Linked DNA regions of Homo sapiens: region 2 is linked to region 1. A link is a loop called in an ENCODE intact Hi-C map of the cell type or tissue named here. Cell type or tissue: heart left ventricle. All regions are shown on one strand. Links, peaks and the distances in the headings refer to the core of each region. The heading gives the core; the rest is flanking DNA.

Region 1 (15,942 bases), core at 5,187-13,186:
CTCCAGGAGGCACAGAGAACAGGAGCACAAGTAGACCACACGCTGAGGGACGGGCCCCGCAGGTCTGTGTCCCCTTCTCTTCCTGAGAGCGTCATCCACATCCCAGACTCATCCTGGGGGCAGCAGTGATCTTTCTTGCCAACCAGAGCCCTCCTGACTGAAACCTGGGGAATATTCCAAGAGGGTCCCCAAGTATCTGGAGAATGGCGGCACGAAGGGCCTCCTACAATGACACAGAGGAGGGACTGGCAGGCCTCAATGATAGTTCAGCTCTGTGTCCCCACCCAAACCTTATCTCCAATTGTAATCCGCACGTGTCGTGTCAAGGGAGGGACCTGGTGGGAGGTGATCAGATCATGGGGGCCGTTTCCCCCCATGCTGTTCTCATGATAGTGAGGGAGTTCTCACGAGATCTGATTTTTTTTTTTTTTTTTTTTTGAGATGGCGTCTCACTCTGTCACCCAGGCTGCAATGCAGTGGCGCAGTCTTGGCCCACTGCAACCTCCACCTCCCGGGTTCAAGTGATTCTTCTGCCTCAGCCTCCCAAGTAGCTGGGACTACAGGCGCGCACCACCACACCCAGCTAATTTTTGTATTTTTAGTAGAGATGGGGTTTCACCATATTGCCTAGACTGGTCTTGAACTCCTGACCTCGTGATCTGTCCACCTTGGCCTCCCAAAGTGCTGGGATTACAGGCATGAGACACCGCACCTAGCCTATTTTTTTTTTATTTCTTTTTTAATTTTTGAGACAGAGGCCCACTTTGTCACCCAGGCCGGAGTGCAGTGGTACAACCTCGGCTCACTACAACCTCTGCCTCCCGGGTTCAAGCCATTCTCCTGCCACAGCCTCCCGAGTAGCTGGGACTACAGGCACACGCCACCACACCCAGCTAATTTTTGTATTTTTAGTAGTGATGGGGTTTTGCCATGTTGGTCGGGCTGGTCTCAAACTCCTGACCTCGAGTGATCTGTCCACCTCAGCCTCCCAAAGTGCTGGGATTATAGGCATGAGCCACCGCACCCAGCTTGTATTTTCATTTGAAAACACATCTATGAGGTGCTCCAAATCTACCCATTGCCCCTCCTAACCGGCATCACCTAGCCCCAAACCAGACACCTGTGGGGCAGGGGCCTCTGCAGAGCTCTCTGACGCTAGGAGCCCCTCAGACACCACTAAGGACCTCCACGCAACTGACAATGTGGCGTCCCCCAGTGGGAACCTGAGTTGAGTTCAATTTCTTCAGATGAATAAAGGGGGCCTTAGAGTTGAAGGAGCAGAGCCAGAGCTGGGCCTGAGGCTTTCAGGGAAATTCACCACCCTGAACGCCTTCTGCACCCATCACTCCAAAACCTCCTCTCCAGAATGCCCCAACCTGCCCATCCCGGTCAGAGTCCTGCCCATGGTGCTCCAGGGAGAGCAAGGGAGCTGGGGGGAGCCTTTTCCCAGACATGGCCAAGTGGGCGGAGAAGCAGGAGGAACGGCTAGCACTGTGCCATCAGAAAGGCCTCCGCGATGGCGTGCTGGGCTCCTGGGTCTGCCCTGGCTCAGCCGACCACCTGACAGCTGGCCCCTCACATGCAAAGAAATTCACAGGCTCCAACGCAGGGCAGGGTATCATTTTTAAAGGTTCCTAGGAGGAGCCTCTAGGTTCTCTAAGGACCTTACAGCCCTCGGACCTTTCTGGAACTTGAACCACCAGGAGCCAGGCGGCAAAGGCAGAGGCGCAGTCAGAGGCACCAGGTACCAGGTCTGCAGAGAGCGCAGTGAAGGCCAAAGTTTGACAACAGCTCTGAGAAGCTATCGGCACAAACCGCAAAATTCCATCCACGCTCACCTGTGTAGACGCCAGTGACGATGTCTCCTTCCTCAGGTCGGGGACTATCTGGGACCCAAGGTTCTTCCCCTTGTTCCAGCCGGAAGATCAGATCGGGCTTGGGAATTGGGTATCCTGCCAGGAGAACAGACGGCGGCTGCAGGCGGCTCCCGTGGGCCCTCCCCTGCCCTGCAGCCCGTGCTGTGCCACCGCTCAGTGCCCCTCCACCTCCATCTTCCCAGCACCAGCCCTCCCACACCCCTGCTCTGGAGGGTCCAGGCGGTCCCTTCCCTCTGAACCTTTCCCTGTCCTCCCCTGCCCTCCTCCCACCAAGCCCCCCCAACACCTTCACCTGCAAGATGCCCACAACCCTCCTCCTCCCTCGCCTTCCGCCTCACCCCTGGAGGCTTCAGGGGCCATGCAGCAGACACCAGAGACAGACAGCCTCCACAGATGTGTCACCTGGCTCAGGGTGCTGCCTGGCCAGTGACATCCCCCGCCCCACCCAGGGGCCATGGGGTCCTAGGGCTTCCCTGGGAGGTGGGCTGGGCCCAGCATCCACCTTTGGAAAGACCCTGGGATTTGAAAAGCGCCCCGTCAGACAGCTAAGACCCTGGCAGCCATCACACCAGGCTGCCTCTTGGGGACAAAAGGTCCCGTCCTTACCCAAGGACACGAGAATCCCATAGTTCTCCTGCATGACTTCCTGGTAGAGGCCCCGCTGGTCTGCTTCCAGCCTTTCCCACTCCTCCAGGGAGAAGTACACAGCCACATCTTCAAACGTCACCAGCTCCTGGGGAAACAGAGCCTCAGGTGAGAGGCTGAGGGAGCCCTTTACAAAGAGCCACGGAAGATTGAGGCCACTGAGGCTCTCCAGCATGGGTGTCAGGGGACACAGATGCCCAGATGGCACTGAGGGCTTTCAGGCCTTGCCACAGCCCTGGAAAGCAAGGACCAGATCCCAGCCAGAGAATGGGGACTCAAGCTCAAAGACGGTGAACGACCCAGCTCGTAGGGCAGAGCTGTGGCTCAAGCAGAGGCCAGGAGACAGGGAGCCCCGCCCCCAGTCCCCCTCTTCATGCAGTCTGGCTCAAGCCAGTGCAATGGCCATGTCAGCCATGGAGGGCCCACACCCGAGTGGACAAGCAGCAGCAACTAAACCGAGCGTGGGCACTGGTGCCTGACCTGACTGGGCAGCAGGAACCCAGACCCTGGACATGTGACAGGCACTCCAGGTGAGGGGAGGGCCAGCCTTGGGGGAGAGCCAGGCCTCTGAAGTCGCTGTGCACAGTGCGGTTGAGTGGGTGGCAGCCAAAGCAATCAGGACAACCCAACGCCCAGGAAAGCAGGACCACACCCCCGGGCTTGGGGCTGGACACCCAGCCGCTTCCTGTGGCCACTCCCAGCTCAGGGCCTGGGCCTGGTCCGGGGACTCCAGTGCCATGGCCGCTGCCAACAGACGCCTCCAAACAGCAGGTGCCGAGGCCCCGGGGGAAACCCTGCCCAGGTTACCCAAGCCCCAAACGGAGAGGGCGGCTCACCTGACACCCAGCCGTCAGCAAATCATCCTCGTCCTCATCCTCCTCCTCCTCTTCCTCCTCCTCCAGGTCCTCATCCCTAGGAGTGGCTGGAGCCCGGGAGGCCTGCAGGCCTGTGGGGAGAGATCTCTTAGGGCCAGCTGCCCTGAGCCCCCAGCCTGCAGGGCCAGGAGCCCTGGCAACACCCTCATTGCAAAGCTGGGTTTCAGCTCCACCCTGTCGGCCCAAGAGCCCTCCTGGCTTGACCAGGTCCCTGGCCTGGCCCACCTCAGCCCCCTTCATCTCCTCCCCAAGGCTGGCTGCTTTTCTTACCCTTTTCCTGAAGAACTGGGGACTTGGCATCACCACCACGGCTAAGTCGCTCCTGGGTCCCCAACGCCGGACACTCCTCCTCTGCCAGCACCTCCTTCACATCCTCCTCCTCCACGTCCGCCTCCACCTCCACCTCGGCCACCGCCTCCACCTGCGCATCCTGCACTACCTCTGCCACACCCTCCTCCTCCTCCTCCACCACTATCTCCTCCTCCTCTTCTTCCACCTCCTGCACCTCTTCCCCCTTTTCCTCCTCCTCCTCCTCTTCTTCCTGGTCAGGGTCGCACTCTGACCCGTCCTCTGCCCGCTCCAGCTGGGCAGCTGGGGAGTCGGGAGTCGTGTGGAGCGCCGCCATCCTCCCTGGGAGCGAGCCTCCACGTGGCCTGAAATGCAGATGGACGCCAGTGACGGGCTGCTCTCAGCACACCACACGGTCCCCTCACAGGGTCTCCCGCAGCCTGGCGGGGGCGCAGGGAGCAGGATTTACTCCTCCTGTTATGTAGTTGAAGGCAATGGAGATGAGGGAGGACCGGGCCTTCCCACGATCTTACCCTGCACCATCAAGACATTCTGTACCCAGAAAGGCTGCCCCAATGGCCCCTCCGCGTGACCCCTGGGATGCCAGTCTCAGCTCCTTTTCACCAAGAACTACGTGCCTGGTGTGAACTGCTGCTCTTTCCTGGAGTAAATCAGGCATTTATCCCAGTCTTTATCCACAAGGAAGCATCACACAGCCCGAGGGTGGCCCATGTTTAGCCAGAAGGAAAAGCCCACCTGATACACAGGACAAAGAGACGCTTACCTGGTCCTCAACACACATGAACCAGGCCAGCAGGGAACGCCAAGAGGTCTCAGCACAGACAGGATGCAGGCACTTGCAAGGCACAACGGGGCTAGGAGGAGAGACAGGTGCCAGGAAGCCGGCAGGTCAGGCTTCTTCCTGCAGGACATGGGAGAGTGGGGGCTGTGAGCCAGCATCACCCTCATGTGCCCTCAGCCCTCGCTCTGTGAAAAGCGCAGTGCATGGTGGACACACGGCTCATCGCCAGACCATCAGGAGGACAGGAAATGCCTGTGACATTTCAAGTTTGGGGATCAGAGACTCTTGAGGGCTGACTTACCAAAGCCCTAGAGGCTACAGCGTCCTACTCTCTCACTGACATCAGTAACAGCTCAGCCCAGAAGCTCAGGGGAGAGGCAGCCACACTGACACAGGGTCCAGGGTCCAGGGCCATGGACACAGCAGGATGGGAGCTGCTGGCCCTGGGACCCCTCGCCCCTCCCCACTGCGTGTCCTTCACTAGCCCCTGTGGGGTCCCAAGGGCACGGCAGAGTCATAGCGTTGATGAGTCCATTTCTGTGGCTCCTTTCTGGGTATAAACCTGAGACCGGGCCCATTACCCAGGACACACACCATCAGTGTCTCTGGCCTGAACAGGGCCATTTCCAAAGCAAGCCAAGCCCAGAATCCAGGGGGAGAGGCCATGAGCCCCAGAAGCATCCTGGAATGTCAGGCCACTTGGCCACACAGAGCACTGGGCCCACCCTAGCTCATCCAGCTCGAGCAGTGGACAGTGTCTGCCACAGAACTCCTAAAACAAGACTGAGTGGCCTTCACGAGAACAGTCCAGACCACCACGCCTGGTGTTCTTACGGACACAGGAGAAAGCTGCTCCGTGATTAGCTCTCCCTCCATAACCCATCACTTCTCTATCAATTAGCGCAGCTGTGTTAGGCCATTTCTGCATTTCTGTGAAGGAATACCTGAGGCTGAGTAAGTGGCAAAGAAAAAAGGTTTCATTCACTCACAGTTCAACAGGCTGCACCAACATGGCGCCGGCATCTGTTTCTGGGGAGGGCCTCAGGAAGCTTCCACTCGTGGAGGGAGGCAAAGGGGCAGCAAGAGAGAGGGAGGAAGCCCCACTCTTTTAAAACAACCAGATCTCTTGTGAACTGAGAACTCCCTTATCACCAAGGGGACGGTGCTAGACCATTCATGAGGGATCCGCCTCCATGGGCCAATCCCCTCCCACCAGGCCCACCTCCAACACTGGAAATCACCTCCCAGCAGGCCCGCCTCCAGCACTGGAAATCATGCTTCAGCGTGAGACTGGAAGGGGACTGATGGAGCCTGGATGTTTGTCCCCGCCCAGATCTCACGCTGAACCGTAATCCCCAATGCTGGAGGCGGGGCCTGGTGGGAGGTGACTGGATCATGGGGGTGGGTCCCTCCTGAATCTTGGGCCATCCCCTTGGAGACAGTGAGTAATGAGTTCACAGGACATCTGGTCGTCTTTAAAAGTGTGTGGCGCCTCCCCACTCACTCTCTCTTGCTTGTTCCTGTTTTCGCCATGTGACATACCTACTCCCCCTCACCGTCCACCATGATTAAAGGCTTCCTGAGGCTCCCTAGAAGCCAGGCAGATGCCAGCACCATGCTTCCTGTACAGCCTGCAGAACCATGCGCCAGTCTCACCTCTTCTTTATAAATGACCCAGTCTCAGGTATTTCTTTACAGCAATGCGAGAACAGCCTGACACCTGGACAAACACCCAAACCATAGCAGCCGCGCGTACTCATTTCCTGAACTGCTTTGAGCAGTTGCTTTAAAATCCACACTTTAATAGCCAGGAAGCTCTGAGCATTCACACAGGCTCACCCAAGTCAAAGGCTGGGACACACAGGCATCCAGAAGCCACCTCTGTCCCGAAGGTCACACGTGCCCCCTGACTGGCTCCAGCCCCCTTTCTAGTTTCAGAATCACTAACCCCCAAAGACTCAAGTCACAGAACTACGCCTGGGAGCGCCACCCCAACCTCCAGCCTCTCCCAGAAGCCAACCTTCTCAGTGTCCACAGCTCTTTGGCGTGTGAAGATGCCCAAAGTGTCGAAATCCACGTGCTGCGTGTTATGCTAGCCACCTCCAGGAGGACACGGCCCTGCCCAGCACTCAGGGCGCTGGGTACACGCAGCAACGGTTTCCCAACTGCCACCCACTTGAGGCCCAGAGGAGGGCTTTTCTCTTTCAAGCCTCAGGCCGCAGATTCAGGCTGGGCCTAGGTGCCATGCCAAGCTCAGTAGAGCTGTCTCCTGCCTGGCCACCACCTGAAGCAGCAACTTTAAACTCCCAGAGCCAGGCCGCCATATATGAGGACACAACAGAAGAACACTTCACAGCTTTGGAATAAAGTGGCTGCATGTTCATCTCATCTCAGGCCGTGTGTGTGTTATTCCCCATCCCCAGAACTCTCTTCCCCTTTTCCTGGGTGGTCTTCTGAGGCAGCCCCCTGGGCCCCAGTGGGTGACACAGTTCCCTGTAATTCTTCCCTCACAGCACTCACCACATCTTAAAAATACACTTATGAGACTGTCTTATCATCTCTCTCCCTGAGTACAGCCAGCTCCTGGGCGGCAGAAGCTCCCTTTGCTCATGTCTGAATACCCCTCACACCAGCACTTAAGAAGCATTCAAATACTTACTAAAAGAATGTCTAAAGTCGCCAGCCAATGTGATGGACACAGGATTTTTCAAACTCAGCATTTTGGCCCTACTGTCCTGTTCCAGAACAGACTGACCACTGCTGGGGGTAGGGGGTTGGGGGGACCCTTGGAATTGGAACTCACCCCAGAAGCAGTGGAGAGTCTCTGCCTCCAAAGACGACACTGAGTTCTTTCTCCCAAGAAGTCCACCCACGGATGACCAGAGAAGGTGGAGGACCAGCTCCTACAGAGGTCAGAAGCACAGCCAGACATCGTCCCCAACCCAAGATTCAGAACATAATGGTTTGAAAAACGGACCTCAGCAGTCCGGGCAGAGTTTAGATTCCAGCAACTCCCCCTGGGTTATCTCTGCCTCCCCCAGGCCTGCACTCTTGCCCTCTTCTTGCCAGCCTGCCAGTCCACTGTAAACACTGCTCACTTCTCCCTCGGCATCCAACTCTGGGTCAGAGGCCACAGGGGGTCTCATCAGCATCAATCCCAAACCAGAGGCCACAGGGAGCTTCACCAACGTCATCCCAAACCCTCATTTCTCAAACTCCCCACCTCAGGTGATCCACCCGCCTCGACCTCACAAAGTGCTGGGATTACAGGCGTGAGCCACCTCACCCGGCCCCAAACCCTCATTTCTACTAGGGCCCTGCACTCTAGGATACGGTGCTGCAGCCAACATTTAGAATGGGAGGTGACAAGGTATCTCCCAAGAGGAGAAGGGAGCGAGGCAAGGGCAGGAAGAAGAGGCAAAGCTTGAAAGTTGATAGAAACTCCTCACAAAAGCTCCAAAGCCAGGGAAACCCAACTCAGAGAGCGGGAGATGTGGGGGTGTGCTTGTGTCTAGCCCCCTTCATTCCCTCTGGGTGGCCCCCGCTGCCCTCAGAGCCCTTCGGGTCTTCATGCCCTCCTGAAGGACTTCCTTCCCCGACCACCACAGTCCTCACTGTCTGTCCTCGGATTCTGGATCCCCCTACTTTCCTGGGTTTGCTCCTGGTGCAGGTTATTTCCACGGGGGCCATCTCAGGTTCCCCAGGGTAGCCCCCTCACCACCCCACCCGGCCCCCAGACCTGCCCACACTTGTTGAACCAAACCAAGCACCGAGGTCTCCCCACACAAGCAGAGCTGGGGGCCTGATCCTCCTGGTACCTGCACTTCCTCTTGCCCATCGGGTCCTCGACCAAAGCCCAGCCCCTTTCCTACCTCTGCTGCCACGCGGGACAGCCCAGACCCCATCCAATCCCAGGGATGGGTGTCCCTACCTACCTGCCGGCAGCAGAAGACAGCCGAGCAGCCCACCGGGGCTCCTTCTGCAGATGAGGGAAAGCCCGGATAAGGCCCCCAAGGTCACAAAGCGGGCTCCTGGGGCGACGGGCCGAGCGCCTCCCGCCCCCCAGGGGGCGTCCGGAGCCGCCTCCTCCTGCAGAGACCTAGACGATGACAGCCCCTCCTGGATGGGTGTGTCCTGGGGGCGGCCGCGGCCCAGCCCCTGCCGCTGCGGCCGAGAAGGCGTGGGCGGGCACCCCGAGGTGTCACGCGTGGCCTCCCGGGCCTGCCCCCTCCGCCTCCTGCCCGGACCGGCCCCGGGGGTCGGCAACGCGCAGGCCCGGACGGGGGTCCGGGAGGCGGGGGCGCTGCCGCGGAAGTCCCTACCCGCGTTCCGCTCCGACTCTGCAGGCCCCGGCCCCGCCGCCTCCCCGCGGCCTCCCCGCGCCGGGCGTCGAGGGCCAGCCCGGCCCCGCCGCCGCCGCCGCCCCCGAGCGCAAGCCCGGCCCGCCCGCACCTGCCGCCCGCGCCGCCGCCCACCGGCCCCGCGAGACCCACTCACCGCGCGGGCCGGGCTGGCCGAGCCACGGGCCGGACACCGGGGCCGGGGCCTGCGGGCCGGCGGCGGACCCCGCGCTACACAAAGTGACGGCCCGGGAGCTGCGCGACGGCGGCGCGTGGGCACCGGAAGTACCGCCGGCCGGCCCCGCCCCGCCCGCGCCCGCGGGGGGAGGAACTTCCGGTCACGCGGGGGCAGCGGCGCGGAGCGGGGAAGCGCGGGTTGCGGGGGTTTGCCCAGCTGGGCCTCGGGCCGGGGCGAGGACGGGGCATGCGGGGAGGGGACGGGAGCGCCCTCGACACTCGTGGGGCGCCCACAACCTCGCCCCGCTCCTGGACACCCTGGCCAGGTCTCGGAGGTGACCCCGAGGTCCCGCCGCTGCGACCACCGCCTTCCCCGAACCCCAGCCCGGCCTCGTTCATCGGGGCGCCCGCTGAGGACCAGGCCCCGCGCTGGGCCCCCTCCGCCAGTCCACGGAGCCTGCCCGGGACCCCAGGATGGTGGAGGGAGGAGGCGACCCCTGTGGTGGGGAGGGGGCCAGGTGTCCACGCCTCCACCAGATCCCCGGGCCCGCGCGGGGTGAACGTCTTGTGGGTGGGGAGGGAGGAGGGACGGGCGGGGTGAACGTCTTATGGGTGGACTGTGGCGGTTGAGTGCAGGAGGAGACTGGGGTTGTGGAGCCCGCACTTGGAGGGACATGGGGTCACGGGCAGGGAAGCGATGTCCAGGCAGAGGGCATGGCCAGTGTGGGGGCAGAAGTGACAGGCGACCCCAGGAACCCAGGGAGGGGTCGGTGAGCTCAGCGGCCACCCCCAGACCCCCACCCACAAGCCTGTCTGCACCTGCTCCCAAGAGGTGCAGCTGGGGTGTCAGGATGAGCTCTGGCATTGGTGGAGTCCAGGGTCTGTCTTCCGCCTGGAATGGTGTGGCCTGGGCCCCTTCCCCAGCTCCCAGCCCGCCTGCACCACTGTTCTTGGTGCTTTTCTGTGGGGACCCCAGGCCTGACTGGGCAAGAGATAGAGGAGGACTCGGCCAGGCACGGTGTCTGTAATCCTAGCACTTTGGGAGGTCTTGGCGGGCGGATCACGAGGTCAGGAGTTCGAGACTAGCTTGGCTAACATGGTGGGTGAAACCCCATCTCTACTAAAAATACAAAAATTAGCCGGCCGTGGTAGCGCACCCCTGTAGTCCCAGCTGCTTGGGAGGCTGAGGCAGGAGAATCGTTTGAAGCCGGGAGGCAGAGGGTGCAGTGAGCCGAGATCACACCACTGCACGCCAGCCTGGGCGACAAGGTGAGACTCTGTCTCAAAATAATAATAAGATAGAGGAGGACTCAAACCTTAGTCCCACAGAGGGGTGCAGCCCCAACCCCTTGAATCAGACCCTCACAGTGATGTCGCTTGGCTCTTGGTGTCTTAAAATGTCTTAAAGTTAATAACATTTTAAAATAAGGAGTCCCATTCTTGTTTAAAAAATAAAATTGAAAAATCAGGTTCTAATGCGGGGTCTCACACCTATAAATTAAGCACTCTGGGGGGCCGAGGCGGGTCACACCTGTAATCCCAGCACTTTGGGAAAACAAGGTGGGAGGATTGCTTGAGCCCAGGAGGTTGAGGCTGCAGTGAGCTATGATAGCACCACTCCACTCCAGCCTGGGCAACAGATTGAAACCCTGTCTCTAATAATAAATAAAATCTGAAAAATCAGAAGTTCTGGCAACACAAGGCCCCTGGTTTGCAGGGCACCAGCCAGTAGGGCCTGAGAAGTAACCAGCTTCTGTGGGTGGGACTGAGCGTGGCCATGGTCCTCAGTGCCCACCACTCCCTGTCCCTTTCCTCCAGGCCCACATCTGAATGACACTGCCTGACTCTCCTGTGGGTATCTTTTAGAACCCCTAATCCCTAGATTAGACCCTTCCCCACCCTACCTGATCCGTCAGGTTCAGTAGGAAGGTGCAATTGCCCCCAGGCACTCCCAGGAAGGGCTCTGACTGTAGGACAATTAACAATTGACCAAAAGCAGTGTCACCAGGTGATGTGGTTTGGCTGTGTCCCCACTGAAATCTCGTCTTGAATTGTAGTTCTCATGATCCCCACATGTTGTGGAAGGGACCCGGTGGGAGGTAATTAAATCATGGGGGCAGTTCGCCTCATGCTGTTCTCATGTTAGTGAGTTCTCATGAGATCTGATGGTTTTGTAAGGGGCTTTTCCCCTTTGCTCCACACTTCTCCTTCCTGCCATCATGTGAAGAAGGAAGTGTTTGCTTCCCCTTCCACCATGATTGTAAATTTCCTGAGGCCTCCCCAGTCATGCGGAACTGTGAGTCAGTTTTTGGTGGTGGTGGTGGTTGGTGGTGGTTGGTGGTGGTGGTGGTGGTTTGTTTTGTTTTTGTTTTTTTCTTGAGATGGAGTCTCGCACTCTGTTGCCCAAGCTGGAGTGCAGTGGCACAATCTCTGCTCACTGCAACGTCAACCTCCCAGGTTCAAGTGATTCTCCTGCCTCAGCCTCCCAAGTAGCTGGGATTACAGGTGTGCACTACCACGCCTGGCTAATTTTTGTATTTTTAGTTGAGATGGGGTTTCACCGTGTTGGTCAGGCTGGTCTCGAACTCCTGACCTCGTGATCCGCCCGCCTCGGCCTCCCAAAGTGCTGGGATTACAGGCAAGAGCCACTGTGAGTTAAACCTCTTTCCTTTTATAAGTTTCCCGGTCTTGGGCAGTTCTTTACAGCAGCATGAAAATGGACTAATACACCAGGTAAAGGGAAGCAGCTGGAATGTGAAGGCACCAGGCCTTTGCCACCCTTAGCCCTGCAGGAGCAGGAAAGGGCAGGATGTTGTCAAGCCTGGAGGGAGGTGGAGATATAAAGATGGGGACACTGTGGGCACTGTGATTATAGAGGGACAGTGTGGCAAGGAGAGAGTACCCCAACCCTGCCCTCCTGCACCCTGTCACTTCCCAGTGCTGCCCGTTGCCCAAAACCACCTGTAATGTGGACAGCAAGGGACCCCAGAAGAGGAGTGTGTATAATAGAGTCAGCAGCTCCATCCCGGCCTTAGATCCCTCCACCCTGTCAGGCAGGGACCCCGAATCACCCCAGCATCTCCTCAGATCTCCTCTTGGCCTGTCCTCACCTGATACCTAATCCAAGACTCAATTTCTTCCTCTCCCTCGTCCACAGATAATTTTCCTTTTCCTTTTCCTTTTCCTTTCCTTTCTTTCCTTCTTTCTTTCCCTTCCTTCCTTTCTTCCTTCCCTTTTCTTCCTTTCCCTTTCCTTTTTAGGAAAGGAAAGGGCGTGAGCCACCTCACCGGGCCCTACGAGTGAGTTTTGCTTCTTGCTCCAACAGCACTGCTGAGGGGCTGAGGAGACGGAGAGGAGACGAAGGAAGCTGGTGGGACTTATGTGTCCTTGGCCTTAGGGAGATGCTAGACCAGGCCTGGGCCACCTGAGGATGCCTCTGACCTGGGGACAATTGGTTGTCATAAACTGTAGTTTAGTTGGACCTTCTTGTCACTCACTACTGAACTCAGTCTTGATAGATTTCCCTAGACTCATTTGAAGAAGGAAGTAATTAAAAAGCAGGCCAGGATTGGCCCATGCCTGTAGTCCCAGCACTTTGGAAGGCTGAGGCAGGAGGAAAGCTTAAGGCCAGGAGTTTGAGAGCAGCCTGGGCAACATAGCAAGACCCTGTCGCTACACAACATTTTTAAAAATTAGCTGGGTGCAGTGGCTCACGCCTGGAATCCCAGCACTTTGGGAGGCCGAAGCAGGAAGATAGCTTGAGCCCAGGAGTTCAAGACCAGCCTGGGCAACATAGTGAAACCTTGACTCTACTAAAAATTTAAAAATTAGTTGGGTGTGGTGGTGCATGCCTGTAGTCCCAGCTACTCAGGAGGCTGTGGTGAGAGGATTGCTTGAGCCCAAGAGGTTGAGGCTGCAATGAACTATGTTCACACCACTGCACTCCAGCCTGGGTGACAGAGGAAAACTCTGTCTCAAAAATAAAATAAAATAGGCCAGGCACGGTGGCTCATGCCTGTAATCCCAGCACTTTGGGAGGCTGAGGCAGATGGATCACGAGATCAGGAGATCGAGACCATCCTGGCTAACACGGTGAAAACCCGTCTGTACTGAAAATACAAAAAATTAGCCGGGCATGGTGGTGGGCACCTGGAGTCCCAGCTACTGGGGAGGCTGAGGCAGGAGAATGGCGTGAACCTGGGAGGCGGAGCTTGCAGTGAGCCGAGATTGTGCCATTGCACTCCAGCCTGGGCGACACAGCAAAATTCTGTCTCAAAAAAATAATAATAAAATAAAATAAAATAGCTGGGTGCAGTGGCTCACACCTGTAATCCCAGCACTTTGGGAGGCCGAGGCAGGTGGATCACCTAAGGTCAGGAGTTCAAGTCCAGCCTAGCTAACATGGTGAAACCCTGTTGCTACTAAAAATACAAAAATTAGGGGCCAGGCACAGTGGCTCACACCTGTAATCCCAGCACTTGGGGAGGCCAAGGTGGGCGGATCATCTGAGGTCAGGATTTCAAGACCAGCCTGGCCAACATGGAGAAACCCTGTCTCTACTAAAAATATAAAATTAGCCAGGTGTGGTGGCACACACCTGTAATCCCAGCTACTCGGGAGGCTGAGGCAGGAGAATCGCTTGAACCCGGGAGGCAGAGGTTGCAGTGAGCCGAGATTGTGTCATTACACTCCAGCCTGAGTGACAGAGTGAGACTCCATCTCAAAAATTAAATAATGTGGGGCGCAGTAGCTCATGCCTGTAATCCCAGCACTTTGGGAGGCCAAGGCCGGTGGATCACCTGAGGTCAGGAGTTGAAAACCAGCCTGACCAACATGGTGAAACCCCGTCTCTACTAAAAAAAAAATACAAAAATTTAGCTGGGCGTGGTGGTGGGTGCCTGTAATCCCAGCTACTCAGGAGACTGAGGCAGGAGAATCGCTTGAACCCGGGAGGCGGAGGTTGCAGTGAGCCGAGATCGCGCCCCTGCACTCCAGTATGGGCGACAGAGTGAGACTCCGTCTCAAAAAAAAAAAAAAGTAAATCATACCCTTTTTGCACTAGTACAATTCCATGTCAGTCATCTATCTATGAGCAGTTGGTGGGGTTGGGGCTGGGGGAATATCCAAGCATACTCATGAAACAGTTCCTGGGGTGTCATCTGCCTGGCTCCTGCCCATCCTCCACGGTGGGTGCTGGCAGTGAGGAGGGTGCCAGCCCACCCAGTGATTGGCATGAAGCTTGTTCTATGCTTCAGCCTTCGTGTGTCTCACTGGCAGGGACACAGGGTATGTGAAAAGTTAACAGGCATCTGGGGCATTTGGAATTCTGTGAGGCCGAGAGCATCTCCGTTCAAGTACATGGGCCTGCCCCGTATCTGCACAGACCCACCTGCAGGGACTGAACATTGACTGGGCAGAGCTCCCCTTCACTCGGCTCTCGGGACTTCCTCAGCTGTCTCTTCCTGCAGGAAGCCCTCCTGGGCTCCTCCTGAGCTCTCACACCAGGGGCTGGCAGGGAGCCTGGCACAGAAGGATGCTGATGGATGCCCCCACGGAGCCTCTGTGTGCCTGGAGTGGGCTGAAGGCAGTAGTGCTGCTATTAAAACCATAGGTGAGGCTGGGAGCGGTGACTCATGTTTCGTGTTAGTCGGTTCTCCTATTGCTATAAAGAACTGCCAGAGACTAGGTAATTTAAGAAAAGAGGTTTCACTGGCTCATGTCTCTGCAGCCTATACAGAAAGCATGGCTGGGGAGGCCTCAGGAAACGTACAGTCATGGCAAAAGGTGAAGGGGGAGCCAGCACTTCAAATGGTGGCAGCAGGAGGAATGAGAGAGAAGGGAGGGGTGCCACACACTTGTAAACAACTAGATCTCACAAGAACTCACTGTCGTGGTGACAGCTCCAGGGGGAATGGTATCAAACCATGAGAAATTGCCCCCATAATCCAATCATCTCCCACCAGGCCCCACCTCTAACACTGGGGATTACAGTTGAACTTGAGAGGCCAGGAATGGTGGCTCAGGCCTGTAATCTCGGTACTTTGGGAGGCCAAAGTGGGTGGATCACCTGAGGTCAGGAGTTTGAGTCCAGCCTGGCGAACCTGGTGAAACCCCGTCTCTACTAAAAATACAAAAATTAGCTAGGAGTGGTGGCGAGTGCCTATAATCCCCGCTACTCAGGAGGCTGAGGCAGGAGAATCTCTTGAACCCAGGAGGTGGAGGTTGCAGTGAGCTGAGATCACACCATTGCACTCCAGCCTGGGTGACAGAGGGAGACTCAGTCTCCAAAAATAAATAAATAACAATTGAACATGAGATTTGGGTGGGGACACAGATCCAAACCATATTATTCCTGTAATCCCAGCACTTTGGGAAGCCAAGGTGGGAGGATCGATCACTTGAGCCCAGGAGTTCGAGAACAGCCTGAGCAACATAGTGAGACTTCGTCTCTACAAAAAGTAGAAAAAATTAGCCAGGTATGGTGGTGCGAGCCTGTAGTTCCAGCTACTCGGGAGGGTGAGCCTGCAGTGAGCTATGATGGTGCCACTGCACTCTAGCCTGAGCGACAGACTGAGACCCTGTCTCAAGAAAAAAAAGAAAAAGAAAACAAAGCTGGACAGTAGTTAAAACGGTAAAAAACAGATTTTATTCAGGAACTATTGCAATAGGGAAAAGAGACCTCAGTATAGAACTGGGCTCAATTCTGAATACAGCAGGGACAAGTGGAGACTTCCAGCCTAGGAGCAGGTTGGAGGGGAGTGGGTGGGTGGAAAAATACGAAGGAGTGGGAGGTTGTGGTTGAACTGACTCCCAGGATCCTGGCTGAAGGCAGGCAAGAGTGATCAGAGGGCACCTGGCAGGTGGTGGGAGAGGAGGGATTTGATCAGATACCAAGGGTGGAGATTCTGGCTAAACTGACTTGACAGGATTTTTGCTAC
Region 2 (15,942 bases), core at 3,845-11,844, 92 kb before region 1:
GGCTCACGCCTGTTATCCCAGCACTTTAGGAGGCCAAGGCAGGGGGATCACATGAAGATAGGAGTTCAGGACCGGTCTGGACAACATGGCAAAACCCTGTTTCTACTAAAAATACAAAAATTAGCCGGGTGTGGTGGCACATCTGTCATCCCAGCTACTTGGGAGGCTGAGGCACAAGAATCCCTTTAGCCCGGGAGGCAGAGGTTGCAGTGAGCCAAGATGCCACCACTGCTCTCCAGCCTGGGTGACAGAGCAACACTCTGTCTCAAAAAAAAAAAAAAAAAAAAAAACAAACCCAACACAATGCGATATGGCCATATACTCACCAGAATGGGTAAAATTAAAAAAACAACAAATGCTCACAAAGATCAGGATCAAGCGGAATGCTTGAATACCTCTGGTAGGAATGAACCTGGTACAGCTGCTTTGAAAAGTTCTCTGGGAATACCTCCTAAATCTGAATGTATGCACACCTGCAACCCAGCATAGCTACTCCTATCAGAAGTGCCTATCGGCCGGCACAGTGGCTAATGCCTGTAATCCTAGCTCTTTGAGGTCAGGAGTTCAAGACCAGCCTGACCAACATGCTGAAACCTCGTCTCTACTAAAAATACAAGAAAAATCAGCAGGGCATAGTGGAATGCACTTATAATCCCAGCTACTAGGGAGAATGAGAATGAGGCAGGAGAATCACTTGAACCTGGAAGGCAGGGGTTGCAGTGAGCCAAGATCACTCCACTGCACTCCAGCCTGGGTGACAGAGTGAGACTCCCTCTCAAAAAAAAAAAAAAAAAGAAGTGTCTATCTCTATGCTCGTCAAAAGACGTGGATGAGGATGTTCATGACGGCATTCTTCATTATAGCCCGAAACTGGAAACAATTCAAATATTCACAAATTATGATATCTGACTATAACGGAACACTGTATAGCGAACAAAAAAATGAATTTTGCCGCATGACTTGGATGAATCTCACAAACAAAATAATGAGAGAAAGAAAGAAATCACAGAAAAGGACAGACTGAATAACTTCAAATTAAAAACAGATTAAACTATACTGTTTTGGTTTTTGTTTGTTTGTGTGTCTGTGTTTCTGAGACAGAGTCTCCCTCTGTCACCCGGGCTGGAGTGCAGTGGCACGATCTTGGCTCACTGTAAGCTCCGCCTCCCGGGTTCACACCATTCTCCTGCCTCAGCCTCCCGAGTAGCTGGGACTACAGGTGCCCGCCACCACACCCGGCTAATTTTTTATATTTTTAGTAGAGACGGGGTTTTGCCATGTTGGCCAGGCTGGTCTTGAAATCCTGATCTTAACTTATCCGTTCACCTCAGCCTCCCAAAATGCTGGGATTACAGGGCGTGGACGGTGAAACCCTGAGCAAGACCCCGTCTCAAAAAGAAAAAAAAAAACTTACATGACCATAAATTGTTATCTCATTCCAGTCATAGCAGAGTTGTAGAATTTCATTTTATTCTTTGAGGCATTAGTCACTAGTTGTACTGAAATGCCAATGGAACTTACCTGAATCAACAGAAATGTTAAGAACAACAAATGGATACTGGTGTCGATTATACACGCGGTAGACGTCATTCACGAGTCTGCAGACCTGCACAAAATACAAGGAGTAGAAAAGAAAAAATGACAAATGTTTCCGACCCCCTGCATTCTAACAACATACTATTCTAACCAACCAGCATGTTCTTAGAAGGGGATACTTTTTTGGTTTTTTTTTTGAGACAAGGTCTCGCCTTGTCACAGCCTGGAGTGCAGTGGAGCAATCATGGCTCACTGCAGCCTCAACCTCCCAGGTTCAAGTGATCCGCCTGCCTCAGCCTGCCATGTAGCTTGGACTACAGGCAGGACTTTTTTTTTTTCTTTTTTTCTTTTTTTTTTTTTTTGAGACGGAGTCTCGCTCTTGTTACCCAGACTGGAGTGTAATGGCGCGATCTTGGCTCACTGCAACCTCCGCCTCCAGGGCTCAAGTGATTATCCTGACTCAGCCTCCAAAGTAGCTGGGATCACAGGCACATGCCACCACGACCAGATAATTTTTGTATTTTTAGTAGAGACGGGGTTTCACCACGTTGGCCAGGCTGGTCTCGAACTCCTGACCTCAGCTGATCTGCCCGCCTCGGGCTCCCAAAGTGCTAGGATTATAGGCGTGAGCCACTACACCTGGCCTAAGGATACATTTTTTAACAGCTTTACTGAGATATGACTAACATGGAATAAACTACACATATTTAAAGTGTGCAATTTCATAAGTTTTGACATATACACAAACACCTGTGAAACTATCCCCACAATCAAGATAATGAATATATCCATCACCAAAAGTTTCCTCACAACTCTCAAAGTGTTATTTCTCGGCCGGGCGCGGTGGCTCATGCCTGAAATCCCAGCGCTTTGGGAGGCCGAGGCGGGCGGATCCCAAGGTCAGGAGATCGAGACCATCCCGGCTACCACAGTCAAACCCCATCTCTACTAAAAATAATACAAAAAATGAGCCGGGCGTGGTGGCGGGCGCCTGTAGTCCCAGCTACTCGGGAGGCTAAGGCAGGAGAATTACATGAACCCAGGAGACGGAGCTTGCAGTGAGCCGAGATGGCGCCACTGCGCTCCAGCCTGGGCGACAGAGCGAGACCCCGGGAAAAAAAAAACAAAAAACAAAGTTGTATTTCTCTAATCATAGATTCCTAAAACTGAGTCTTTTTCCAACCTAAAGTTGCTCTCCGAGAAATTCTAGTGAAATGCGGGCACAGCTTAAATGTTCATAAAACACATTCAATGTACATAGAAAAGTATTTATGACATTAAAATGTAATTAGAAATAAACCTAAATATCACATTATTAATAGTTATAATTAATAATTATTAATCCATCACATAAGATTCCTTATTGGCCAGGTGTGGTGGCTTACACCTGTAATCCTAGCACTCTGGGAGGCCAAAGTGAAAGGATCACTTAGACCAGGAGTTTGAGACCAGCCTGAGCAATACAGTGAGAATACATCTCTAGGCCAGGAGCAGTGGCTCACGCCTGTAATCCTAGCACTTTGGGAGGCCGAGGCGGGCAGATTGCCTGAGCTCTGCCTGAGCTCAGGAGTTCAAGACCAGCCTGGGTGACACGGTGAAACCCAGTCTCTACTAAAATACAAAAAAAATTAGCCGGGTGTGGCAGCGTGCGCCTGTAGCTGTGCAGGAGGCTGAGGCAGGAGGATCGTGTGAGCCCAAGAGATTGAGGCTGCAGTGAGTTGTGATCACGTCTCTACACTCCAGCCTGGGTGACACAGCAAGACCCTATCTCAAAAAAAGGAAAAAAGAAACAGAACAAAACAGAACAAAACAGACTTCATCATTTAAAGACAAGCAGAAATACTTACAGACGAATCTTTTTAAAAGCCAAGAAAAGAGAGACTCCATGGAGAAAGTATCAGTTTGGAAGTAACAGATGTCAAAGGCAGACAAAGGGTCCTGGGAGGTAGGGGCTAGAAAATGCCCGCTGGATTCGACTGCAATGAAATCATTGGTAATCTTTACAGACTGACTCAGCAACGTGAAAAGGACAAAACTAAAACACTGAGAACTGAAATGAGAAACAGAAATGAGGAAATCTTCAAAAGAGAGTAACTGTTTGTATTGTTTGCTGTGCAACCCAAACAGAAAGACGAACAAATATTTGAAGGATGATCAAGTCATTCATTCCCCCCATGATCTAGGACTCAACAGTAAAAACAGAATTCTGTCTACTGGGATCACAATATTTCCGTCCCTGGAAAAATTATAGGCACCAAGTTCTCCTTGGGCAGCAGGCAGGCCCTCTGCTTACATAAGCACCAAGAATACGCCGTAAGTTACGGTAATTTAATGGTTGTTATTAGGAAGCCTATCCGCAATTGTATCAACTGGAATGAAGAAAGTTTTCAAAGTCCTAGAAAATCTCTTAAATCCACAAGTAACAAAATTGGTTTCTCCTTATAATGAATGCAAGCGATGTCATGGATGGTGATATGGTTTCGGTTTGTGTCGCCAACCAAATCTCATGTTCAATTGTAATCCCCAATGTTGGAGGTGGGGCCTGGTGGGAGGTGATTGGATCATGGGGGCAATTTCCCTTTTGGTGCTGTTCTCCTGACACTCAGTGACTTATCACAAGACGTGGTTGTTTAAAAGTGTGTAGCGCCTCCCTCTCCCTCTTCCTCCTGCTCTGGTGATGGAAGATGTACCCGCTTTCCCTTTGCCTTCCACCATGACTGTAAGTTTCCTGAGGCCTCCCCAGCCATGCTTCCTATGATAGAGCCTGCAGGCGTGAGCCAATTAAACCTCTTTTCTTTATACATGACCCAGTCTTGGTTATTTCTCTACAGCAGTGTGAGAATGGACTAATACAGATGGCATTTTCCTTTTGTGATGACTGCCAAGAATATCAGTCCTGGGTGTGGCTCAATTTCAACAGCCTTAAAATCTACTATCCACACACACAAGCTTCACAAATCATTTTTGGTGCTGATCTGCCACACTATATTTTACAGGACAATGTCTATTTCCACATTCCCATTTTAAAGTATGAATCCTGGCTGGGCGCGGTGGCTCATGCCTGTAATCCCAGCACTTTGGGAGGCTGAGGCGGGAGGATCACCTGAGGTCAGGAGTTTGAGACCAGCCTGGCCAACATGGTGAAACCCTGTCTCTTCTAAAAATACAAAAAATTAGTTGGGCATGGTGGCACACGCCTGTAATCCCAGCTACTCGGGAGGCTGAGGCAGGAGAATCGCTTGAACCCAGGAGGTGGAGGTTGCAGTGAAGCGAGATCATGCCACTGCACTGCAGCCTGGGCAACAGAGCAAGACTCCATCCCAAAAAAAAAGAAAAAAAAAAGTAGGAATCCTTACAAACCTCTTAAAATGCATCATAAAATAAAGTTGAGGAACATATACACAAGCATGAAAACTCACCTGCAATGTGTTCATTTTCTGCTGCTCTTGGAAACGTGCAGAGACTGTGGCTGGTAGACCTAGAGGGGGAGAAGCAGGTCACTGAAGTCATGAGTGCTCTGGCCTGCAAAGGCAGGAATCTCCTGCGTAAGAACCACAAAAGAAAGCTCAATAGGCTAACACCCTGTGAACACTCAGCCTGCAAACACTCAGAAGGGCCTAAAAGAGTGATACAGGGTTTCGCCATGTTGGCCAGGCTGGTCTCAAATTCTGGCCTCAAGTGATCCACCTGCCTTGGCCAACATGGCGAAATCCCGTCTCTACTTAAAAATAACAAAAAAATTAGCCAGGCGCAGTGTCACATGCCTGTAGTCCCAGCTACTCAGGAGGCTGAGGCACAAGAATCCTTTGAACCTGGGAGGTGGAGGTTGCAGTCAGCCGAGACCACGCTGCTGCACTCCAGACTGGGTGAGAGACACTGTCTCAAAAAAAAAAAAAAAAAAAAAAGACTGATAAGGGAAGCATGCACTTGTAACTTTGTAACTCTAAGATAATCAGGTAGTAATTAGATGAGTTAAGACTCTCATGGGTAACATGACTTCTTTTACAAATAGTCTGCCATCATCAAATACAACCCGCAAAAAGAAAAAAAAAATTCCCATTATACGGCTCATGTTTTTTGTGGTTTGTTTGTTTGTTGAGACAGGGTCTCAATCTGCCACCCAGGCTGGAGTGCAGTGGTACATTCACAGCTCACTGCAGCCTCCACCTCCTGGGCTCCATTGATCTTCCCACCTCAGCCTCCTGAGTAGTTGGGACCACAGGTGCATCCCAGCATGCCTGGCTACTTTTGTATTTTTTGTAGAGTCAGGGTCTCCCTATGTTGCCTAGGCTGTTCTTTAACTCCTGGTCTCAAGGGATACTCTTGCTGTAGCCCGGCAAAGTGCTGGGATTACAGGTGTGAGCCACTGCATCCGGCCCGCATTTTCTTATTGTCTCTTTAAACTGCTTAAAATCAAAGAAACCATAGGAATTGAGTATGTGAGCTCTCAGAAATGAAATGAATGTGTATAAAATATGGTTTTGTTTCTAAATTATCTAACTGAACTTGGTTATTGCTGCACCTAATAACCTTCTACTAAGAAAACTAGGATACGGGAGAAAGAACACTGGCCTGGGAGATAAGACTCCTGAGTTCTACTATGAGCAACTCTACCCACAAAGCCAGTGACCCGGTCAAGTCACCCACCTGCTAAGGCCCAGTCTCTTCCCCTAGCAACTGAGGCAGCAAGAGAGAATCCCTGCAGACTGTTCCTGCATTACTACCAGTCTCCAGGGCAGATCTAAGGGGGGAATCAGCAGACACTTAAATGAGAGAACAGAGATGCTGACGGACGTTTAGAGGCGGTCGAAATCTGGAGCACGGAAAGGAGGAGGAAGGGCTGTTAGGGGTTAGTGGGGAGTGGAGACGACGTCTGCAGCTGAGGCTGGTGATACCCTCCACGCCCCCGTAAGCCTCGTCCTCCCAGATATTCCCGTGCAGCGCCTCAAGGCCAAACACACGCCTCTCCTGCAAGCGATCGGACCCTCCCCCGCCTCATACTCTAAGGTCCCGAACATACGGTGACTTCACCCAGGCCTTTCTCGCTCCGGGCCCGAAAACCCAAAGACTTACCCTCCTGGGGCTCCCCAGAGGCCGGGGCGGGGCTGCTGTCGCTGGCGCGCGTCTGCTCGCGAGGTCCCCTCTTGTCCACCTCACCAAGGCTGTTCTGCTCCTGAGGGGCCCGGGCCGGGCCTACGGGGCAAATCCAGGAGGGTGTCCTTCCCGGGGCCCAGATCCGCCTCCCTGGGACTCACCGTACAGCGGCGGCCTGGGCCAGGCCCCCAGGACACACACGGGCCAGGCCCGGTTCCCGCCGCCCCTTCGCCTCCGCCTCCGCTGCCACCTTCGCCACCTCCCGCCCGGTTCCCCTGGCCGCAGGGCCGCCGGCTCAGGGGCTCACGCTCGGGGGTCCCCGCTCAAGCCTCCACCCGGCCCGTGCGAACCCTGGCCCACATAGCTCCGCGCCCGCCTAGGTGCTGGCCTAGGCGCTCAGCGTCCAGCCCCGCAGGCTCAGCGATTCTCGTCCACTGGGGGCCAAAGCCTGGGAACTAGAGCAAGCGGTGACCTGAGGACACACAGGAAGCGATGGCAGTGCGGCGGCAGCGCGCATGTGCGAACACGCACCCAGGGAGAGGCGCACACGCGCAGGAGTTCACCGGAAGTCCGCCTCCCAGGGCCCACCGTTGGTCCCAGGACAAGGGCCGGACTCTATTTCCCATGAGCCTACCAGCGCCCCCCAACTTTAGGGGCCATTTCAAATGTCTCTACCCCGTCTAAAGGTTAAGAAGCCCCAGGCTATATGAGCTTCGGCAGCCCTGATCCCCGGACTGAACTTCGCATTTGTCTTTATTCCCTTTTAGGGTCAAGTCCAGGGCTGCAGTGACTGGGTCCTGGAGCCCAAGGCCTCCAGGTTAGAACCGAGTTTCCCATAACGAGAAGGAAAGGAAAGGGTGTATCGTGGTCACTGCGCTGAAATGCTAAGAGAAGTTTCACTCAAATACTAGGACAGGATAAATGCCCAGCGATGCTTTCCAAGGAAGAGAAAGAAAATAGAATTTGTGGCCGGGCGCGGTGGCTCACGCCTGTAATCCCAGGACTTTGGGAGGCCGAGGAGGGCAGCTCGCGAGGTCAAGAGATAGAGACCATCCTCGCCAACATGGTGAAACCCCGTCTCTACTAAAAATACGAAAATTAGCTGGGCGTGGTGGCGCGTGCCTGTAATCCCAGCTACTCCGGAGGCTGAGGCAAGAGAATCGCTTGAACCCGGGAGGCGGAGGTTCCAGTGAGCCGAGCTCGCGCCCCTGCACTCCAGCCTGGCGACGGAGCGAGACTCTGTAGCTTTTCTAGATCACACAGCAAATGCCTAAAAACTGTAGAGAAATCAGGAAATACACAAATCGAACAAAGAAAAGATACCTGTGATTTCACCTTCCCCAGGAGGATTATGTTTAGGGTTAGGTTATGTTGACCAAAAAGACTCAAAGTTTGTAAAGAGTTTTATTCTGGGCCTCCTATTTGAGTGACCATGGCTGGTGACACAGCCTCAGGGGGTCCTGAGAACGTGAGCCCAAAGTGGTTGGGTTACAGCTTGGTTTTATACATCTTAGGGAGACAGCAGTTACAGGCAAAGACATAAATCAATACATGGGATGTACACATTGGGTCAGCCTGGAAAGGCTTTCAGGTCACTAGCAGATTCAAAGATTGGCAGTTGATTCAGAGTTAAGTGTTGGCTGAACAGTTGGAAGATGACGTAAAGAAATGGGCCATTGCGGTGGCTCTTGCCTGTAATCCCAGCATTTTGGGAGGGTGACCTGGGAGGATCCCTTGAGGCCAGGAGTTCAAGGACAGCCTGGGCAACACAGCAAGACCCCCATCTCTACAAAAAAAAAAAAAAAAATTATCCAGGTGTGGTGGTGCATGCCTGTAGTCTCAGCTACTTAGGAGGCTGAGATGGGAGGATCGCTTGAGCCTGGGAAGTTGAGGCTACAGTGAGCCATGATGGTGCCACTGCACTCCAGTTTGGGCAACAGAGAAGAAAAGAAAGAGAGAGAGAGGAAGGGAGGAAGGAAGGGAGGGAGGGAGGGAGGGAAAAGAAAGAGGGAGGGAAAGAAAAGAAAAGAAAAGCTTGAGTTAAGATAAGGGGCATTGTGGAAACCAAGGTTCTTGTTATGTAGATGAAGCCTCAGAACAGGCTTCAGAGAGAATAGATGATAAATATCTCTTATTGGATCTTAAAAGGTGTCAGAATCTCGAGAAAAGACCTGGATTCTTTTCTGTAAGGGAAGGAGATTCTCTACAGAATGCAAATTTCCCCCAAAGAGATGGCTTTGCAGGACTATTTTAAAGTGTGACAAAGAAAATATATTATGGGGTAAAATACTATGATTTCCTTCAGGGACTGCTATCTGTCACGTGATGCTATATCAGAGTCTGGTTGGAGTTGGGTATCTTACTGACACAAAGAGCCTGTTCTGTCAGTCTTATGATCTGTAGTCTAGTGTTAATGTTGGTCAGCTGTGCCTAAACTCTGAAGGGAGGAGAGTATGACAAGGCATGTCCGACCCCCTCCTTCCCGTCATGACCTGAATTAGTTCTTCATGTTTATTTTGGATCCTGCTGGCCAACAGGGGAGTCCACTCAACAGCTGTGGAGGCTTAGAATTTTATTTTTGCTTTACAATTAAAATGTCAGTTTTCAAAAATGGGATATAAGGACAATGATTCATCACAACTTTTTGGTGAAATCTAACAGTGTTCTTGCCCAGTTGTTTCATAAAAACTGGTAAGGAAAAGACTAAAAATAAATTCTTCTGAGGCCAGGAACAGTGGCTCATGCCTGTAATCCCAGCAGTTTGGGAGGCCGAAGTGGGTGGATCATGAGGTCAGGATATTAAGAACATCCTGGCCAACATGGTGAAACCCCGTCTCTACTAAAACACAAAAAATTAGCTGGGTGTGGTGGTGCGCGCCTGTAGTTCCAGCTACTTGGGAGGCTGAGGCAGGGGAATCACTTGAACCCGGGAGGTGGAGATTGCAGTGAGCTGAGATCACGCCACTGCACTCCAGCCTGGCAACAGAGCAAGACTCCATCTCAAAATAAATAAATAAATTATTCTGTTAACCTAGAATATTCTCTCCACAAATTCAGAAAATAAAGAAAACAATTTTATCATTGAATAAGCATTAAACCAGACTGTGATGCCCATCACAGGTGATCCATTAATGAGATGCAAAGAGAAATAAAGCCTCTTTTTTTTTTTTTTTTTTTGAGACAGAGTCTTGCTCTGTTGCCCAGGCTGGAGTGCAGTGGTGCGATGTCGGCTCACTGGAACCTCTGTCTCCCCAGTTTAAGCAATTCTCCTGCCTCAGCCTCCCAAGTAACTGGGACTACAGGTGCATGCCACCACGCCTGGCTAATTTTTTGTATTTTTAGTAGAGACGGGGTTTCGTCATGTTAGCTAGGATGGTCTCGAAATCCTGACCTCATAATTTGCCCGCCTCGGCCTCCCAAAGTGCTGGGATTATAGGCATGAGCCATGGCGCCTGGTCAAAGCCTCCTTTTTGTATAGCCTGGCAGATACAATCCATTGCATACATGCTCTCAAGATAAACAGTAACTCATCCTCATGTAAAAGGACTTGCTATGCTTTTTTTTTTTTTTTTTTTTGTTTTGAGACAAGGTCTCATTCTGTCATCCAGGCTGGAGTGTAGTGGTGTGATCTTGGCTCACTGTAACCTCCACCTCCTGGGTTCAAGTGATTCTCGTGCCTAAGCCTCTGGAGTAGCTGGAATTACAGACATGTGCCATCATGCCCAGCTAATATTTGTATTTTAGCAGAGACAGAGTTTCGCCATATTGGCCAGGCTAGACTCAAACTCCTTTCAATTTCTGTGTGGCTTCAAGTGATCCGCCCATCTCGGCCTCCCCCAGAGTGCTGGGATTACAGGTGTGAGCCACTGCGCCTGGCCTGCTATGCATTCTTAAACACTCATCCTAAATTCACCTGGAAATCAAGGTGGCCACCCATGCTAGTTAATTACCTGTATCAGATAAAAAAAAATTAAACTTCTCATATCTCCTTGACAAGCAGGTAGTAACAGCTCAAGGTGCCTAGGCTAAACTCCCTAGGCAACAGGAAGATAGGGACACTATTTTCCTCGAGGTTTACATTTCAAAGACAAGACTGTCAGGCTCTTAAGAAAAAAATTCCTGGGTTGTGGCCCGGCAGGGTGACTCACACCGGTAATCCCAGCACTTTGGGAGCCCGAGGCGGGTGGATCACCTGAGGTCAGGAGTTCAAGACCAGCCAGACCAACAAGGTGAAATCCCATCTCTACTAAAAATACAAAAATTAGCCAGGCGTGGTGGCAAGTTCCTGTAGTCTCAGCTACTCAGGAGGTTGAGACCTGAGAATAGCTTGAACCCAGGAAGTGGAGGTTGCAGTGAGCCGAGATCATACCACTGCACTCCAGCCTGGGTGACAGAGCGAGATTCTGTCTCAAAAAAAAAAAAAAAAAAAAAAAAATTCCCGGGTTGTAGTGTTGGCAAGAAGTTCATTTACCTTTTTAAAAGATTTAGATACATGTCAAAGGCACAAAAGTTATTTATATTACAATGTTTATCAGGAAATACTCTTTAAAAAGGAGAGGAGAAAAGGTTAATTTACCTTTTGGCAAATAAGACAAATTTAATTTTTTTTTTTTTTTTTTTTAGAAAATCCGTACAGTGAGGGCTGGCCACGGTGGCTCACATCATCTGTAGTCCCAGCACTTTGGGAGGCCAAGGCAGGCGGATTGCTTCAGGCCAGGAGTTCAAGACCAGCCTGGGCAACATGGGAAAACCCCATCTCTACTACAAATACAAAAATTAGCTGGGCATGGTAGTGTGCGCCTATTGTCCCAGCTACTCTGGAGGCTGAGGCACGAGAACTGCTCGAACATGGGAGGCAGAGGTTGCAGTGAGCCAAGATTGAGCCACTACAATCCAGTCTGGGCGACAAGAGCGAAACTCTGTCTCAAAAAACAAAAAAAAATAAAAAACAAAAACAAACAGCCCCTTTTCCATCTCCCCACCACAGAGCTGTCTGCAGTAATTTCATTCGCTTATTTCCTCAGGGTTTACTGGGTTTCTGGTTTCCAGAAGGGGAAGTTCTCTTCAAGGTACAGAAACCATGACTCCGCAGAGAACCACAGAGACAGCAGCATGACCAGACCCCGGTCAGGTGTCGGGACGCTGCTGGGCTGAGACTTGGGCTGAACTTCCTCTGCAGGTCGACTTATTCCCATCAGCACCAAAGCCGCTGGAGGGGGTCATCCAACAGCAAAGGAAGCAGGGAGCGGAGCTTGGAGGCTGTTTCAGAAGGTCCCACTGAGCCAAGGACTCAAGGCCTGGCCACAGCCCTCCCAAGTGAGGCCCAAAGCATATTTCACCATGCTCAGAAAACCTTGTCTGCTCATTTCAGTCCATAGTGACTTTGCTTTCTTTAGGATCTCTCTTGCACTGTCCAACCCAGAGAGTTCCAAATCTGAATGGATTCCAGTGACAGAGTTAAATCACGCCCCACCTCAGCTTTTGAATTACAATCAATAGGGCTGGGTCCCAGCATCTGTATCTTAATGTTCCTCCATGTGATCCTCATGCTGAAAGGCTGGTATTTGCAAATCCCTTCTTGTGGGGAGTGAAGAGTTTTTTTAGAGACAGGCCTCACTCTGAGGCCCAGCCTGGAATGCAGTGGTGGGATCACAGCTCACTGCAGCCTCCAACTCCTGGCTACAAGAAATCCTCCCACCTTGGCCAACGAAAGTGTTGGGATTACAGGAGTGACCACTGTGTCCGGCCAGGAAAGCCCTTCTGTGTCACTTGAATGGTATTTCTGCAGCATACCTGCAGCCATTGCTGTATTCAACTGCATCACTGCGGGAAAAGAGAAGGCGAGAGGTGGCTGTTTTGCTTTTTTCTGAACATATCAGACCAAACCTGGGCTGTTTAGCCTTTTTTTTTTTTTTTTTTTTTTTGAGATGGTGTCTCGCTCTGTCACCCAGGCTGGAGTGCAGTGGCGCAATCTCAGCTCACTGCAACCTCTGCCTTCCAGGTTTAAGCAATTCTCCTGCCTCAGCCTCCCAAGTAGCTGGGATTACAGATGTGCACTCCCACGCCCAGCTCATTTTTTCTGTATTTTTAGTAGAGACGGATTTCAACACGTTGGCCAGGCTGGTCTTGAACTTCTGACCTCTGGTGATCTGTCTGCTTTGGCTTCTTAAAGTGGTAGGATTATAGGCATGAGCCACCGCACCTGCTTCGCCCATTTTTTGACAACGTATCAACATCATTTAAGATGGGCACTGCCTCAGTGTAGTGTGTCTAGACAAGGTGGCCAGAAGAGAGGGGAATATGCAAACCAGGCTTGAAGACGGGTTAAATCAGAGCTTTTCATTCCACAAAAGAGCAATTTTAACGGGGTCAGGACATTGATCTTCTAATATTTGAAAGCCTGTTAACTAGGAGAGAGAGAGCAAACTGTTTGTTGTAGGAGGACCTACCCAGCTCTGACGGTTTAAAGCATCATGAATGCAAATTTGAACTCCAGAAAAGCAGAGTTTCCTAACAATGGGACTTCCACAGCAATGGGATCTGCTTCTTCACTCAGTCTGTGTCTTTCCCATGAGCAAGAGACTCCTAGGAGAGCCACAGCCCATTAGGAAGCCGTGTGGGAACTCACTCACACGTTCTTTGTTTATTTTTTTTGAGACAGAGTTTTGCTCTTGTTGCCCAGGCTGGAGTGCAATGGTGTGATCTTGGCTTGCTGCAACCTCTGCACCCTGAGTTCAAGTGATTCTCCAGCCCTCCCTCCTGAGTAGCTGGGATTACAGGCACCTACCACCATGCCTGGCTAATTTCTTGTATTTTTTGTAGAGATGGGGTTTCACCATGTTGGCCAGGCTGGTCTCAAACTCCTGACCTCAAGTGATCCACCCCCTTTGGCCTCCCAAAGTGCTGGGATTACAGGCATGAGCCACTGAGCCCGGCCAGGAACCCACAGGTTTTTCGGATGGTCTCTGAATGTCATGCAACTCTTTTATTTTGTATCAAAAAAAATTTTTTTGACACAACGTCTTGCTGTGTTGCCCAGACTGGAGTGCAGTGGCCAGATCATAGCTCACTGCAGCTTCTAACTCCTGGGCTCAAGCGATCTTCCTGTCACATGAGTCTCCCAAGTAGGTGGAACACAGGTGCCAGCCACCACACCTGGCTAATTTGGTTTGGTTTTGTTTTTTTAGAGATGGGCTCTTGCTATGTTGCCTACACTGATCTTGAACTGCTGGCCTCAGGCAGTCTTCCTCCCTTGGCCACCCAAAGTTCTGGGATTACAAGCATGAGCCACTGTGCACAGCTGAGATTTTTTGACTTAGCCTTTTTGTACATGCGATATTTTATTCCTAGAATCCATAAATGGTAGGGAAATTTCTGAGTTCAGAGCAATACATATGATACAAAACTTGATATATAGACTAGAGTTTGTTAGCCAAACTGGAGGGGCTGGCTTTAGGTAATCCATGGACTCCCTGAAATTGGGGACACCATTGGAAATATGTGTGAGCTCCTGGACAGTTTCCTATGACTTTCAGGCCTCAAGATGTCTCTGGACTCAAAGATGCCTTAGGGCAGAGGACGCTTGTACCCCCAGTATAGAATCTCGGACAGTGAATGTCAGTAAACATTCGGCAGAAAAGCTCTGCCAAACTGAGTGCTCTGATGTGACATTTTCATCAAGTCAATGTTCCTGGGATCTCTTGTACATGATCATCTCACTCTTGTAAGGTTTCATAGTTTCTGCTTAGCCTAGTTTTCTTTCCCACCCTGTTCCCTCTCCCACCAGACTGGACTCTGAAATGGGCATGTACAGAGAAGAGGAGACCCCACCATGCTTCAGGCTTTGAGTGGAGAGGACACAGCCTCTGCTGGGACAGGGAACAGAGGGATGTGGAGACCCTAAAGATGCTTTTGGACAGTGCCTGAGGTTGGGACAGTGGCAGGAGATACCATTCACCCACGATCTCCAGGACAAAGATCAGCCTGGCAGTTACATGTGTTTTTCTTCAAACTGGTTGCCAGGTTGGAATGACCAATGACATCAGAGATTCCAACCTTCCTGATTGGAAGGACTGGACTCTGTGGGCTCCTGGGAGCTCAGCTGGACAACCTTCTCAGAGCTGGTCTCCACTCCTGACTTCTCCCAGCCTCGAAAATTGACAACACACTCTTCTGGGTCTTAGCAGAGTCCAGAAGAAGGCCTTGGACAGAACAGAGACTAGGTTCCGTGGGATGGGACAGATTTTGGGAAAGATCATAACCAGCCATCAACCGCACCCCCAGGATGAGGAGCAGAGCCCCCAGCCCAGCGCCTCAGGGTACCCCTCCAGGAGGTGGTGGATGATGAAGTGTCGGGACCATCAGGTGAGGGGACTGGAGGAAGAAGAGGTAGGATAGGATTGACTAAGATGAAGGAAGGGGGCCGGGCGCAGTGGCTCATGCCTGTAACCCCAACACTTTGGGAGGCCGAGGTGGGCGGGTCACCTGAGGTCAGGAGTTCAAGACCAGCCTGGCCAACATGGCCAACCCCATCTCTACTAAAAGTACAAAAACTATCTGGGCGTTAGTGGTGCGCACATGTAATCCCAGCTACTCGGGAGGCTGAGACAGGAGAATCGCTTGAGGCTGGGAGGAAGAGGTTGCAGTGAGCCAAGATTGCGCTACTGCACTCCAGTCTGGGTGAGAGAGTGAGACGCTGTCTCAAAAAAAAAAAAAAAAAAAAAAGGTCAGAGGTCAGGAAGAAGAACCTGAGGCGGGTGTGTGGGAAGAATGGAGAAATTCAGATTCAGGCCAGGTGCAGTGGTCACACCTGTAATCCCAGCACTTTGGGAGGCCAAGGCAGGCAGATCACTTGAGGCCAGGAGTTTGAGACCAGCCTGGCCAACATGGTGAAACCCCATCTCTACTAAAAGTACAAAATTGAGTTGGGCATTATCGCAGGCACCTGTAATCCCAGCTACCTGAGAGGCTGAGGCAGGAGAATAAGTGGAATCTGGGAGATGGATGTTGCAGTGAGCTGAGATTGCACCACTACAATCCAGCCCAGGAGACAAGGCATGATTCTGTCTCAAAACAAAAAAAAAAAAAAAGGGAGGGACTCAGAGAGCCAGGGACCAGGGAAGGACATGAGGAAGTGTTGTGAGGACAGAGAGATGGAAGAACGGGGAGGGGAAGGAGCGGCACATGGGGCTCAGCAGAGGAGAAATCCAGAAAGATGGCTTGGAGAAGCCAGCAGTCTGCGAAGCTGGGGAGGATGGAGAGTGGTTTGGGGTTTGGGGTCGGGGTCTAAGGTGGTCAGTTGCAGAAGCATTA

Evidence for each region. A loop is a pair of places that touch in the nucleus more often than their neighbours do. Peaks named below come from ENCODE experiments on the same cell type or tissue, not always from the same donor. Only the 100,000 strongest peaks of a DNase experiment are listed, where the experiment ranks them.
Region 2: a loop joins it to region 1, with 3 times the contacts of the local background. A loop is called at or near these places in 7 of 110 quality-filtered maps.

What each region holds. Positions count from the first base shown.
Region 1 is chr7:6,630,490-6,646,431 of GRCh38, reverse strand. It overlaps ZNF316 (zinc finger protein 316), which reads right to left and starts at 9,114. Exons shown (of 9, transcript NM_001278559.2): 1 at 8,985-9,114; 2 at 8,423-8,586; 3 at 7,291-7,390; 4 at 4,470-4,607; 5 at 3,668-4,050; 6 at 3,359-3,468; 7 at 2,484-2,610; 8 at 1,839-1,952. The coding sequence starts at 4,022. RefSeq lists enhancers at 5,720-6,014, 8,235-8,284 and silencers at 8,345-8,774, 9,015-9,434. In heart left ventricle, for the core only: a CTCF peak has its summit at 8,561 (motif pointing right); DNase peaks (open chromatin) are centred at 5,859 and 9,181; H3K4me3 peaks cover 2,564 bases; H3K27ac peaks cover 992 bases.
Region 2 is chr7:6,720,969-6,736,910 of GRCh38, reverse strand. It overlaps the pseudogene SPDYE20P and the pseudogene PMS2CL. Among named protein-coding and RNA genes, the nearest start is that of ZNF12, 22 kb to the right of the region's middle. RefSeq lists silencers at 6,331-6,380, 6,791-6,900 and enhancers at 7,051-7,260, 7,312-8,287, 10,795-10,844. In heart left ventricle, for the core only: no CTCF peak of the experiment used is centred there; DNase peaks (open chromatin) are centred at 6,710, 7,150 and 11,796; H3K4me3 peaks cover 2,719 bases; H3K27ac peaks cover 1,148 bases.